Linked DNA regions of Homo sapiens: region 1 is linked to region 2. A link is a loop called in an ENCODE intact Hi-C map of the cell type or tissue named here. Cell type or tissue: heart right ventricle. All regions are shown on one strand. Region 1 overlaps P3R3URF-PIK3R3 (P3R3URF-PIK3R3 readthrough). Region 2 overlaps P3R3URF-PIK3R3 (P3R3URF-PIK3R3 readthrough).

The links. A loop is a pair of places that touch in the nucleus more often than their neighbours do. Peaks named below come from ENCODE experiments on the same cell type or tissue, not always from the same donor. Only the 100,000 strongest peaks of a DNase experiment are listed, where the experiment ranks them.
Region 1: it touches region 2 in a loop (1.9-fold over the local background); 11 of 110 quality-filtered maps call a loop at or near these places.

Annotation. Positions count from the first base shown.
Region 1 is chr1:46,063,679-46,066,178 of GRCh38, reverse strand. It overlaps P3R3URF-PIK3R3 (P3R3URF-PIK3R3 readthrough), which reads left to right. Exons shown (of 10, transcript NM_001303427.2): 5 at 1-125. PIK3R3 (phosphoinositide-3-kinase regulatory subunit 3) reads left to right here. Exons shown (of 10, transcript NM_003629.4): 5 at 1-125. Among named protein-coding and RNA genes, the nearest start is that of PIK3R3, 68 kb to the left of the region's middle. RefSeq lists an enhancer at 536-585. In heart right ventricle, no CTCF peak of the experiment used is centred here; no DNase peak of the experiment used is centred here; H3K27ac peaks cover 739 bases.
Region 2 is chr1:46,113,843-46,116,342 of GRCh38, reverse strand. All of the region lies in intron 1 of P3R3URF-PIK3R3 (P3R3URF-PIK3R3 readthrough), which reads left to right. The region is part of intron 1 of PIK3R3 (phosphoinositide-3-kinase regulatory subunit 3); the gene reads left to right. Among named protein-coding and RNA genes, the nearest start is that of PIK3R3, 18 kb to the left of the region's middle. In heart right ventricle, no CTCF peak of the experiment used is centred here; no DNase peak of the experiment used is centred here; H3K27ac peaks cover 1,119 bases.

The DNA.
Region 1 (2,500 bases), 50 kb after region 2:
ATCAGTTGGTAAAAGAAGATAATATTGATGCAGTAGGTAAAAAACTGCAAGAATACCACTCTCAGTATCAGGAGAAGAGTAAAGAGTATGATAGGCTGTATGAAGAATATACTAGAACATCCCAGGTTGGTATATTATGTTGTTTTTGACTAATATGTGTGCAATGTTTTAGTTACATCAAATTTTCGATCATTCACTTGATGATCTTTAGCTGTTTTAATGTCTTAAAGGCTTAAACAGCCTTTTTGAAACTTTAATGATATAAATTCCCCTCCCTTCTTAATTGGTTAAGGATATAATTTGTATCAGTTAATATTAACTGGTCACAAGTGACAAAATAAAACCAAAGGCTTCAGATAGAAATTTAGTTTTCTTTCATGTGTATATAGGCACTACAGGGGTGTTAGGGTAACTCCACCATCCTCAGAACTTATAGACATTTTCTGTCTTGATGCTTTGCTATCTGTGGAAGAGGGCTTACTCTAATATCAGCCATCACAACCATATTCTAGTAAACAGGAAGTAAGAATAGGAAGGAGAAAGGAAGGTTCTCTATCTTTAAGACAACTTCCTAGAAGGAGCACACTCTGCTTTCACTTTTATCCCACTGGCTAGAACTAAGTCACATGGGCATACCTAGCTACAGGTCACAGCTAGCTGTAGGGGAGGCTGAGAAATCTAGTTTTTATTTGGTCAGGTGTGTTCAGCTAATGTGGGGATTTACTGAGGAAGAAGGAGCTGATGGATGGAAATTGTGGGCTTACTAGTAGACTTAGTTAGCTACACAGTTTTTAGATCATTAACTTTAATAGCCAGTAATACTTTTCATATTTATGATATAGAGCAAAATTCTGTTGAATAATCTAGTTTCTTTCCTAGGACTTCTTAGGCCTGACTACTTTTTAGATTGTTTTTTAGCTAGACTTGGATTGGTTTAATTTGCCCTAAGTTGTTACATAGTTTGTCAAAAGTGTTTGGAATTTTGATGAAGGTGAATATCTTCAGAGAAGTTTACCTTTTATAATATTTGGGTAGAAGTGGCTTAGGAAAATGTATTTAACTGTATTTCTCATGTACATTGTCTTGGAACACAGGTTATTATTTTGAATATCAAATGATTTATAGAAGCATTAGTCTATGTTGATTCGACTTAATTCCTAGTGAATTCTTAGTGCAACAATAACTTACCTTGGGCTCTTTCTAGTAGATAACAATAATGGATTTTTTTAGTGTTTACTTTCTGTTTCATGAATTTCTGCTCTTTCTAATTTTTTTCTGCTTGCTTTCAGTTTAATTTTCTCTTTTCCTAGCTTCTTAAGGTGGAAATTTTGTTCATTGGTTTAAAAACTTTCTCTTTTCTAAAATAAGCATTTAAAGCAATACATTTTCCTTTAAGCACTGTGTATATGCATCTCACAAATTTTATCATACTGTTTTCCTTATTATTCAGTTTTTAATATTTTCTATTTTTTGTGATTTCTTCTTTTGCCCCTTGTGTTTTTAATTTCTAAATATTTGGGACTTTCAAATATTTATTTCTAATTTAAATTAGTTTTGTTGTTAGTAAATATATTCATTAAAGTTATATTCTTTTGACATTTATTGACCTAAATTTTATTTTATTATTGATATTTTTATGAGACAGAATCTTGCTCTGTCGCCCAGGCTGGAGTGAAGTGGCACCATCTCAGCTCACTGCAACCTCCGCCTCCCGGGTTCAAGCAATTCTCCTGCCTCAGCCTCCCGAATAGCTGGGATTACAGGCGTGCACCACCATGCCCGGCAAATTGTTGTATTTTTAGTAGAGACAGGGGTTCATCATGTTGGCCAGGCTGGTATCAAACTCCTGACCTCAGGTGATCCGCCCATCTCGGCCTCCCAAAGTGCTGGGATTACAGGCGTGAGCCACCGTGCCTGGCCAGCTCTTTTTTTATTTTTATTTTTTATTTTACTTACTTATTTTTTTGAGACAGAGTCTCACTCTATTGCCCAGGCTGGAGTGTAGTGGCACGATCTCGGCTCACTGTGACCTCCATCTCCCAGATTCAAGTGATTCTCTTGCCTCAGCCTCCTGAGTAGCTGGGATTACAGGCATCCACCACCATATCTGGCTAATTTTTGTATTTTTAGTAGAGATGGGATTTCGCCATGTTGGTCAGGCTGGTCTTGAACCCCTGACTTGAAGTGATCGACCCGACTCAGCCTCCCAAAGTGTTGGGATTACAGGCGTAAGCCACCGGTGCCCAGCCATAAACAACTCTTTAAGAAGCTTATCTGTGATTTGAAGAGAGTTTTGGAATAAGAATGCTTTTTTTTCAAAGTGTTGTTACCAGAGCTTGTTTATATGCTGCTAAGAAGGAACCATTAGACTGGGAGAGTTAATGATGTAAAAGGGGTTAGCTGATACGATAGAGTGAAGTACCCAGAAAGGAAGGGGAGCTGAGACCCAGAGCACATGTAAATAAAGGGAGGGGAAGGAAGAGAGGAGGTGAACAGGTAG
Region 2 (2,500 bases):
GACGGCGTCTCACTGTGTTTCCCAGGATGGTCTCAAACTCCTGTCCTCAAGTGATCCTCCTGCCTCAGGCTCCCAAAGCAGTGGGATTATAGGCATGAGCCACTGTGCCTGGCCTATTTTCATTATTATTGATAAAACTGGGATGCTTTGTGGCTCATCTCCATAGCGTCCCATTCAGAGGAAGAACCAGCCTAATATTCAAATTAAATTGAAAAGTAATTTAAGTATTTATTCCATCCTCTCAAAAATGCCAAAGGGGTTTACATTCATAAAACTACAATACTACTTAAAATCCTATTTCTTCATGTTTGGCATGGTTAATCCCAAACTTTCTTCTCTCTTAAAACTTACCAACTCATGACAACTTGAGCAGTCTTATTTTTGCGTTTCTTTTGTAACCCTTCTCAAACCTATTAAGTTTCTATTCCGTGAGTACCTGTCTCCCATTAAACTCTCTCCTTTGCCCGTGTCATTATTCTGATCTGTACAATAAGGGCCAGGAACCAAGAGAGCAAAGAAAAGAAGCTATGAATACTCAAATATAGCAACATTTTTGTTTCTGTCACACTTATCTGTGGTAGAGGATATAATATGTTTTGGCTTTTGGAAAAAAAGTCTGTTTAGTTTTAGAAGGACAACGAGGTGGTTCAGACCTGTTGCAGGACATTAATTCGGGACTTGGAATTTAGTTTTTCTCCAGATAGTCATAAACTATATAAGAGCTGCTATCATATCTCTCTAACTGGGACTGGTTCCTAGTGTTCAGCCCTTGAAATTTAGTATTGCCAGATAAAATATATGCAGTATGGACCATGCAGTATTATTCATTGTTTATTTGAAATTCAAATTTAACTGTGTGTCCTATATTTTTATTTGCTAAATCTAGCAACCTTAATTTAGAGAGAGGATGCTGACTAGGCTGTATTTTCTAGTACATTTTCTATGGTGTTTAAGAGTACATGTGTAACTTGATGTGGTGGATATGAGGATACTTTCAGTTTTGATAACAGAAAATGCAACTCAAATTAGTTAAAACAAAGGGAATTTGAATTTGAATTACATACGCTTATGTAATTGAAAAGACCAAAGGGAGTGAGGGCCCCTGGCATGGTTTGATGAAGGGTACAGGCTTTGGCCCTGTTTTTCTATAATTCTCTTGGCTTTACCCTGTATTAGCTTTTTTTTCTCAAACGGGCTTCCCCAGTAGTACAAGATGGCTGCCTTTGTATGTTTCCTCATTCCTGGAGAGAAAGTAGATGCTTCCTACAAATACAGTGCAAAATCCTAAGCTTGACACTAATTGAACCATCTTGTGCTCCAAAGGATCACTGTCTTAAAATCTGGGTAGCTTTCTGTGTCTAGACCAGTGGCTTTTAAACTTGAGTGTGCATTAGAACTACCTGGAGGACTTGTTAAATTACAGATTGCAGCCAGGCACTGTGGCTCATGCCTGTAATCCCAGCACTGTTGGAGGACCAGGCGGGAGGATTACGTGAGTCCAGGAATTCAAGATCAGCCTGGGCAACATGGTGAAACTCTGTCTCTACCAAAAAAAAAAAAAAAAAAAAAAATTAGTGAGGCTTGGTGGTGTATGCCTGTAGTCTCGGCTACTTGGGAGGCTGAGATGGGAGGATTGCTTGAACCTGGGAGGTCGAGGCTACACTGAGCTGTGATTATGCCACTGCACTCCAGCCTAGATGACAGAGAAGATGCTATCTCAAAAAACAAAAACAAAACACACAAATTGCTAGGTCCTACCCCCAAAATGTCTAGTTGAGTAGGTTCCGTAGGCTTGGTTCCAAGAAGTTATATTTGTAACACGTTCCCAGATGTTACTGATTTTGCTGGTCACAAACCACACTTTAAGAACCACTGTTATGTCAAATCAGGGCCTACTTCTGGAGCTGAGGAAGGGGTCAATCCCACTTAAACTTTTTACCAGTGAGGGGAGGCGGTAAGATGTTTTGGAAGATAACAACAATGTCCACTGAAGAGAGGACTGCTGGTTTTTTTGCATATCTACTTTCTCTTCCCTCTTCCCTCTTATTTAGGTAAGAACTTCCTGATTTTTCTCTTGGAACCACTCCTCCTTCATTTGGAATGATGTGGCTTGGGTGGTTGGCCTAACCCATTGGTTTAAGGGTGGGCACGTGATCTAGGCCTCGTCAATGAGAGCACTTGCATAGTCACAGTGATCAGCCCAGGAGTGAATAGGGCAGTGATCTTTGTAGTTTAGTCAGTGTACGTTACTATACGTTGCTGTTTACTGTCCTGGCTAGGGATATGAAGATTACATAATCCCTGTCCTCAAGAAGCTCAGACTGTAATTATGAAAGACATATCTGTAAATATACCCATGCATCGCTCCTCTTTATAATTCCTTCTCTTTCTCCTGTCATCTAAGATATATTTTTAATAGATACTGTACTACCTACCACCTTTATAATCCTTAACCATACTTATTATCGTTTAGTGTCTTTAGTCCTCATTAAATTATAAA